3 separate regions of the Homo sapiens genome follow, and regions 2 and 3 are each linked to region 1. A link is a contact called in ENCODE Hi-C data. All regions are on one chromosome and are shown on one strand. The core of a region is the stretch at or near the end of the contact, and the rest is flanking DNA. Distances in the headings are between cores, read along the strand shown.

Region 1 (2,836 bases), core at 196-2,695:
ATCCCCAATGTAAAGCACTAGCATAGTGTCTGAGCCCACAATGGGTGCACAGGACACATGGGGTTGCTGTCCCAAACCCAGTCCTCACTCAGAGCCAGTCATGGCCCTGTGAACAGCATTAATTAGGTCAGAGAGAATGATTCACACTCGAGTTCTGGAGAGCCCAGGGAAACTGTTATGTCACCCTGGTGCTATGTTTACTTCTCCTATCAGGAGTGATTAAATTCTTAGGATCTCATGCTCAGAGGTTGACAGTTATATTGAATTTTACCCACTTTTAAAAAACCTTTGGAAGCACCCGATTATTTGTCTCAGCTTTGATGAGGGCTGTGGAAGAGCAAATGTGTCATGACAAGTCACCAACCACAGGGAGCCTCAGAGCTGTCAAAGGATGGGCCATTCTCCAAAAATTCAAGCAAACGCAGAAACGGGAGGGCCCCTGGACTGGGTATCTTCAGTCCTGTCACTTTTTGCAGGTGGGGGTTCCAACATAAGTCATACAGCAGCCATACAAGCATTAGCACAGCCCCTCTAAGTCGAAGTTCAGGGACCCATGAGACTCAAATCCCAGGCTGATTTTGGTGCATATGGCCACCTGCACTTTCTAGAAGATCCATATCAGATTCTAAAATGGCCATGAGACCCTAAAAATATTAGGAAACGCACACTGAATGAAACTAAAATGATTTATGTTAGGGGTGGGAGAGAACAGGTCCAGAGGTCAGAGCTGGGAATCGTGAGGTAAAGCAGAAATTGCAAATGTTTTCCATCAACCCCATCCCCCACCTTGACACCCCCACACCCCAGAAACACTGAACTGTTCCCAGTTCCCCAAATGGCTTGTGGTTTTCTGTCCTCTCTGCCTCCGTGCTGGCAAATATTCGTCCAGGAGGCAGTGACTGGGAGAGAAAGACTAACTTCTTATTCACCAGATCGGATTTCTTAAACAATAAGGAGTTCTAAGAGGCCATGCCAAGCAAACGGCCAGACTGTACAAAGGTGCCCCTTGAGCAATAAATAGCAAATGCTCTGGGCTTTACTGATAAGCCTCCCCAGACTCCAAGCCCCACCAGGCATGCAGACAAGTGCCTGCAGTGATTGCAGCGCCTGCGCAGCGGCCCTTGTTGGAAGTCCAGGAGTCCGCGCTACCCCGCAAAGTCCCTGGCCGCTGCCCGCACACCGAACCTCTCGGGGCTGAGTCGGGCTGCTTTCTCCTCGCGTCCCGGGGCGCCCTCGGGAACTCGGGAGCGCGCGGCGAGCTGAACAATGGCCTGGGGACACCTGGCAGGTCGCAGGCCCCAAATCTTCCCCGCCGCCCCTAGGCCACCGCCCTGCACCCGGAACCTACCGGCGTTCCCAGAGCGGGGCGGACGGGGCGGTGCCATTGGCCGGTGCGGAGTGAGGGGCGTGCTCGGGGCGGGACGGAGAGACCGGGGCGGCACCTTTGGCCGTGCCGGGCGAGAGGCGGGGAGCGGGGCGGGGCGAGGGGCGAGGGGCGGGGCGAGGGGCGGGCCTGGCCCCGAGCAGCTGAAGCCTGGGGTCAGCAGGCGCTGCGGGCGCAGCTCCGGTGCAAGCGAGGACACGACACATGCAGTGGCTTCTGGACTGCGCGATGACTGGACGGTGAGTGATGAACGAGCAGGAGAGTGCTTGGGCGTCCATGGAGCATCCCCTCCGACCCAGGACTGCCACCAGGCAGGGACGCTGAAGCCTGGGCACTTGTGCCCTTCGGCCGCAGCGCGCAGGGTCCCTCCCCCGCCAGCCTGGCGCATTGCGGGCCTCGGGCTCATTGCTGAGAGGGGGCACTGCGCCTGGCACCTCTGTTAAGCAATTTAGGGGCTACAACCTGAGCAAGACAGATGAGCCCGGCCACTGGCTACACCTTTTTTGTTCACCTTGTCCTTAACCAGTTTCCTAGAAGCACTGATCCTAGAGTTGGGGAGAGAGCCTAGAGGCCTCTGGCACAACTCTGATTTCACTGATGGAAATCGAACGCCAAGATAATAGCAGCAGGGGGGGTCTGTCTCACAATCGCTGTCTGTAGAGGGCTCGCCTTGCTCTGGGCCAAGTGCTTTAACACGATATGCCTCTTACTCCTCACAGCAAGTGAGAGTCCTACTTTCGTTATCCCCTTTTCAGATGTGAAAACTGAGGCTTAAAGAGTTATAAAATTGTCCACCTTTACCGGATGAGTTGGTGATGGAGCCAGGATTTGAACCCAGGGCTTGTTGTGCCCCTGAGTCTCTTGCTCTTCACCCTTAGTCTCCGAAGGTCAGCCTGCCTGCTGCCCTGCTCTTCTGGGCTCCTGACTCCGGTCCCATCCTGCACTTCCCACTTCCAAAACATGCCTCAGTGTTTTCATTAACCTGGCACGGCGGAGGGAGGGAGGCCTCCTCTCACACCAGAATCAGTGCCCAGGCCAGGGCCAGCACTTTCTTAAAACACAGTAAGGACAGCTTCAGGAGCCCCATTTCACATAGGAATTAAATAAGGTCGCACAGCAAATAAGGGCTGGGCTTCTGGAATTTGAACCCAAGCAGGTTAGACTCCAAAGCTATGCTTTGCACTCACAGAGGAGCCCCTCGCTGGCTTTGCTGTAGTTTAACTGCCCACAGTACTAAGGTGTCAATCAGGATTTGTTGCCAGAAACCATTTTTTTTTAAGTTAGAAGTGAATTGGTGAAGTAACAGGTAAATGTAGACCATCCTGCCTTCTGTTCCTCTGTGTGGTTCCTTAGCTACTTCTGCCAGGACAGCAGGTTAGGGGAGAAGACAGGAAGGGAGAGGGTCAGAGGAGAAAGAGGAAGGGAGGGAAGAGGAGAGATGAAACTCATTAA
Region 2 (2,836 bases), core at 201-2,700, 1.1 Mb before region 1:
TCACTTTACTTCAGTCTTCTTGTTTGTCTCTCAAGAGAGTGGGTGAGTCCTTGCTAAGCAAAACAAAACAAGACCCAGAAACTATAAGGGAAAAGACTCATGCATATGAGTACATAAAAATAAAACTAAAATTCACCAATGAAAAATATGGCAGAAGTTAAATTTAAAAAAAGGTCAAACAGGAAAAATACTTGCCAAACAAGTCAGAAGAAGAACATGTCACTATTGTAAAGCCAGGGATTACAAATCTGTCACCAAAATGCCACTCAGTGGAAAAATTGACAACACACATGGCAGTCCACAGAGAAAGAAAAGACTAAATAATAAAGAGACAGCATAGGATTGCTCACCACTGAGCCTGGAAAAAGGTAAACTGTCCCACATTAGCCAGTGTGGCAAGGTAGGGGGAGGGCCTCTGATGCTTTGGGAGAGCAACTTTGTGCAATGGCAAGTGTGTGGTATTACCTGTAAAGGCAAAAGACGGAACGTACCTAAATGCCAATCTAGAGGGACTTGGGAAAATGCATGATCATTCTTCTCTAAAATAAAATACAACGCAGTTTTGAAAAAGAATGAGTGAGTCTGAATGTGCTGAAATGTATTGTTATAGCAAAGAAACTTGGATTCAGAAGAGTAGGCACTGACTGCTCTAATTTGATATGAAAAGGATACGAACGCAATGAACACAAGTGAATACATGGGCTTACATATGTGTAAGATGTCTGGAGGCCCAAAAAAACTATTCATGATGGTTACCTCTCGCAAGGAATCTGGGGGTCTGGTTGTGAGGGAGATTTGCTATCATTTTTAAATATTTAGATTTTTTTAACACGCGCTTGCCCTACTTTAAATGAAAGAGGATTGGATGACACCTTGAGAATGCATCTGATGTACGAAACATTCATGTTTGTTAAACAAATATAATAGGACATGTCTCTTGGAAATCAATTATGATTTGCAAAGTTGGCCCCCTAAGTTCCTAAGTTTTGTAAAAATTTGAATTCAATTCCATTATACTTTCAAATTTGGGGAGCAGGTGGTTAGCAATCCAGATGTGAGAGGAACTGCATGCCAGCAGTCACTTTCAGTTTTAAGGAGAGAGGCTGACTAACCTCGGTGAGAGGGCCCTTAACAGAGAATGGCGGATGTGGCTGGGGAGAGAAAGCCGCAGACACTGCTTACAGCTTTTCCTGTCACACAGGGACTCTTGCTCAGCCTCTGCTCCTTTTCCTTCGGCCTCTTAGGGATGCACATTTTTAAATGATTCTCTGCTACTCTTCTGCACTGAGAATGACTTTTGTTTCTAACGTTTTTGGTATAAGATTTTCAATTATTTCCTCCGCCCTTTGTCTGACCCAGGTTGGAGTCTATGTCTTCTTCCTAGATCTTCCCACAGTTTTGGCTGTGAGGCCATTGTGGGAGTCCCACAGAAACAGGTTGCAGCCTAGTCACTGAGCAATTGCTCATATATCCTTTGTGAGTTCCGAGAATGCCGAGAGCTTTCCAGAGTAGTCTGGAGATAACATCCTGGACCTGTCCACACTTACTTTTGAAACAAAGCAGATGTGCCATAATTAGTGGTTGGTTCCATATTTTTTGGAAGACGTAATATTTTTTCCTGAAAGAATGCACAGAACAGATGCATTCCACTGCAGCAGGCTGAGTGTTGTAACAGGAACATGCACAGGAGTTTATGGGAATGGAGGTGAAGGAGACTGGGAAGGGTGCAAAGGAGGAGGATGAATTGTCCAAGTGGAAAGTGGTCCCAGAACAGAATTAGAGAAGGCGGAGGTATGACAGAGTGGAAAACAGCCTCTAATGGAATAGGCCAACTAGGTTAAAAACACACATGTAAGAAGCTCCCAGGGGCCTCTGCACTAACAAGGGATCTTGAGGATATGAGAGTGATGGGGATGTTTTCCACTCCTTCCCTTCTGCTAAGTCATTCCCTTTGGGCACAGAGAGACCTGGCTCTAAGGTAGAGTTCCTACACTCACCAGGTGTGTGTCAATATGGAAATCTCTCCTTTTCTAGAGACCCCACTTCCTCATCAGCAAAATGTAAATATTTAGCACCAGTTTCACAAAATCTTGTGCCTGGCACGTAGTAGTTGCTCAATAAATATAAGCTTCCATTTTCTCTCATGAATTCCTTTAGTGTAAGTACTACTTGTTCATCCACTTGGCATTCAAAGTCTTCCGTGTTTTGAATCACTCATCACACAAACGTGACCTTCTAATGTCTCTGAATGCTAGACTTTGACTTTAATAATAGAAATGACTAATAATATCTTAGCAAGACACTTCTAACTCGGAGTTAGATCCTTCTATCATATGCACCCTGTGATGCAGCTGGCCTAGGACCACTATGGTCCCCAAGAGACAGATGCAGAAATGGAGGCCAAGGCCCAAGTGCCTTGAAAGGCCACTAAGTTAGTGACCAGCTAGCCAGGACTCAACCCACTGACTCTCTTGCCTGAGGTGGCTACAGTCCTTGTCCGGCAGGTCATTAAACATCAAAATCACAGGGTTCTTCCTTTCCAAACGTTCTTACTTTTTTGCCTGTGGAAACCTATTCATTTTCAGGGTCCATCTTTTTTTGTGTGTGTGTAAGACAGGGTCTTGCGCTCTTACCCAGGCTGGAGTTCAGTGGTGTGATCTCAGCTCACTGCAACCTCGACCTCCTGGGCTCAAGTGATCCTCCCACTTCAGCCTCCTGAGTAGCTGGGAATACAGGCACACACCACCATGCCTGGCTAATTTTTTTTTCATTTTTGTAGAGATAGGGTTTCTTCATGGTGGGCCCAGGCTGGTCTTGAACTCCTGGGCTCAAGCAA
Region 3 (2,836 bases), core at 179-2,678, 1.1 Mb after region 1:
TTTAGATAAAAACTACCACAAAACTTTCAAAGAGTAGGATTTTCCTTAGAGACCCAAGGACAAAGGCTCCCTGGAAGGCAGGAAAGGAGAAAATGAAAGGAACGTTATTGTGCTGGACTTTACATACATAATCTCATTTACTTATCTGAACAAATCTGCAAGCTAGCAAATCTTCAAATGAGAAAACCAAGTAAATTGCCTAAGCCACTGCATCCTTAGGGTAAGTCTTTCTCAAACGGTCTCAAGTACTTTAAAGTTTGGAAATGTCACACTAGGATCTCGGTATAAAAATGGGCCAACTATGACTTCCTGTGCCATCCTCATTCCAATAAGTAACTCAAGAGTCTCTATAAACTTAGTTCCAAATTACCAAGTGCGTGGTGGAAAGCTAAGTCCATCCAAAAGGCAATTACTGTGGTGAACCCGACCCTGATTAGAAAGTGACACAAAAAGGCACAGTTAAAAGTAAAAAAGCTCTGCCTTTGGGGTCAGATAAATTCAGCACTCTGACTTCTGTCATTCTACTTCTGCCATTCTTGATGGCATCATTCCATGTTAAATCCCGTGCCACGTAAGATTATGATTATTGTTTTCCCCACAACAAGAATTTAGTTCCATGAGAATTAGGTGTCCATTTTTTTCATTGCTATCCTCAACATCCTGAACATACAGGCACCAAATAAATGATTGCTGGTGGAATGAACCAATGAATGAGCAAGCCTTACTCTTCTCAGCTGTAAAACAGAGATAATCAAGCTACTTTTCGGGATTATTGGGAGAATTAAATGTGACAGTATGTGTTTGGCACACAGAGGGCCAAAAAAACCCAATATCTTCTTTGCATTTCCACCTGACAAGCTAGAAATGGATTATGTTCTGTGCCCGTCCGGCAAAACAGACCTCGCCTCGCCCCACATCCAAGCAAGAGGCGAGAGAAACAGGAAACTTGGAGCTGTCACACCTAAAGAGAGGGGAAGGCCGGCGGGGAGCAGGAGGTGTCCGAGCCGGGTGTGAGGAGGGTCGGGGAGGAAAGGACAGGCCCACGGCCGGGCACGAGGAGGGTCGGGGAGGAAAAGACAAGCCCGGGCCCGGCGTGTGGCGGGAAGGCGAGAACGTAGGCCCGGGCCCGGCGTGTGGCCGGAAGGGGAGAAGACAGGCCCGGGCCCGGCGGGCAGGCAGGAAGAGGTGCCCGGGCCTGGCGTGTGGAGGGGAGGGAAGGGAAGGAGAAGGCAGACCGGTCCCGGTGTCGGTCGGGTCGGGAAGGGGCGGACAAGCCCGGGCCCAGCGGGCCAGCGGTCATCGAGCCTCCACCCGGCCCACAGCGTTCTTACCAGGTCCGAGTGCCTCTCCAGGCGATCCGAGGAGACCTTGGGTGGACTGAGACACGGCCCCACACTAACCTACGGCCCAAAGGCAGAGTTCTCGCGACAACACAATCTTCCTCCCACACCTCTCGCCATACGTCTGACAGTCTCGCGAGATCTCCGCTCGGGTCAGCCAGAAGCCCTTGACTGCCCTCTAGGAGGCGCAGAGCGCAGGCGCACACTCCCTCCCCGCCCTTGCAGTGTCCTTTAGTCCTTCGTGAATAAATCGAAATTAAATGAAGCAAATGCTTTTTTGAAGGCAAATTTGGTGCCAAGGACCATCCTAAGTGATTCAGATGGCCTCACAAGGTAGATATTATTTAGTTTGAACATTCAGATGCAAAAATGAATATCGTAAGACACAAAAGGCCATATGTTGTATGATTCCACCTTTGCCACATTTGTTTTTCTAAGGATTGAGTTAATAGGCCGGGAGCAGTGGCTCACGCCTGTAATCCCAGCACGTTGGGGGCCGAGGCGGGCGAATCACGAGGTCGGAAGATGGAGAGCATCCTGGCTAACACGGTGAAACTCCTTCTCTACTAAAAATACAAAAAAATTAGCCAGGCGTGGTGGCTCGCGCGTATAGCCTCAGCTATTCGGGAGGCTGAGGCAGAACTGCCTGAACCTGGGAGGCAGAGGTTGCAGTGAGCCGAGATCGCTCCACTGCACTCCAGCCCGGGCGACAGAGCAAGACTCCGTCTCAAAAAAAAAAAAAAAAAAAATTGAGTAAATAAATAAATGGCAGAACCCAGATTCTTTTTTTCTTTTCTTTTTTCTTTGAGACAGGGTCTGACTCTGTCGCTCAGGCGCAGTGGCGCAATCTCGGCTTGCTGTAACCTCTGCCTCCTGTGTTCAAGCGATTCTCCTGCCTCAACCTGCTGAGTAGCTGGGATTACAGACATGCGCCATGATGCCCGGTTTTTAAATTTTTTTGTAGAGACAGGGTCTTGCTGTGTTACCCAGACTGGTCTCAAAGTCCTGGGCACAAGCGATCCTCCCACCTGATCTAGGATTACAAGCATGAGCCACCACGTCCAGCCTACAGCCCAGATTATAACCCACATTATTTACTTGTGACTAGATGTTAAATAGCACTTCTTTCTGTCTCAGTTTTGACAGAGGTCCTCCATACTCAGTTGCCAACTGCTTCCCCACATTCCGCAGCAAAGGAGGTGATCATAGCAGGGTTTTATGGATCTCATCCAAGAGTGACTCTGCTACAAGGGGCAAGGCAACCTCATTAGAAAACAATAGGAGACATAGATTACGATGCAGAAGCTAAGATAACAGTCATAGGCTGTGAGTGGAAGGGGAGCTGTGGAGAGAGAAGCCCACAAAAGTCCCATGAGGAAGTCAGCCTAGAACATGACCTCAGGCAGAAGGAGCCCTTAACTCTCCTGTCCCCCATTCCCTCTCAATTCAGATGCAGCCCCTGGAATGAGACTTTGTGTAACTCAAAATGTAACTCA

The links. Hi-C counts contacts between places; a loop is a spot of excess contacts on that map. Pooled maps may share reads with other maps.
Region 2: a pooled map shows a loop between it and region 1 (2.6-fold over the local background). The contact joins the enhancer-like site here to the promoter of TMEM72-AS1 in region 1. A Hi-C loop is called at or near these places in 5 of 50 pooled maps.
Region 3: a loop to region 1 is called in a map of CD14-positive monocyte, with 4 times the contacts of the local background. The contact joins the promoter of NCOA4 here to the promoter of TMEM72-AS1 in region 1. A Hi-C loop is called at or near these places in 1 of 168 maps with a recorded cell type or tissue (CD14-positive monocyte), 3 of 37 single-sample maps with no recorded cell type and 7 of 50 pooled maps.

What each region holds. Positions count from the first base shown.
Region 1 is chr10:44,958,244-44,961,079 of GRCh38, forward strand. TMEM72-AS1 (TMEM72 antisense RNA 1) reads right to left here and starts at 1,446. Exons shown (of 8, transcript NR_033842.1): 1 at 1,349-1,446. It overlaps RASSF4 (Ras association domain family member 4), which reads left to right and starts at 1,559. Exons shown (of 11, transcript NM_032023.4): 1 at 1,559-1,623. RefSeq lists an enhancer at 1,238-1,532 and a silencer at 1,310-1,529.
Region 2 is chr10:43,815,369-43,818,204 of GRCh38, forward strand. The region is part of intron 2 of LOC105378275 (a long non-coding RNA gene); the gene reads left to right. Among named protein-coding and RNA genes, the nearest start is that of LINC00619, 29 kb to the right of the region's middle. RefSeq lists a silencer at 1,199-1,399. Within about 2 kb of position 1,451, at least 14 of the 41 ENCODE cell types and tissues checked have a DNase peak (open chromatin) inside an H3K27ac peak, as active enhancers do.
Region 3 is chr10:46,029,195-46,032,030 of GRCh38, forward strand. It overlaps NCOA4 (nuclear receptor coactivator 4), which reads right to left and starts at 1,429. Exons shown (of 10, transcript NM_001145263.2): 1 at 1,332-1,429. LOC105378287 (a long non-coding RNA gene) reads left to right here and starts at 1,581. Exons shown (of 3, transcript XR_945923.4): 1 at 1,581-1,673. RefSeq lists a silencer at 955-1,044 and an enhancer at 1,405-1,474.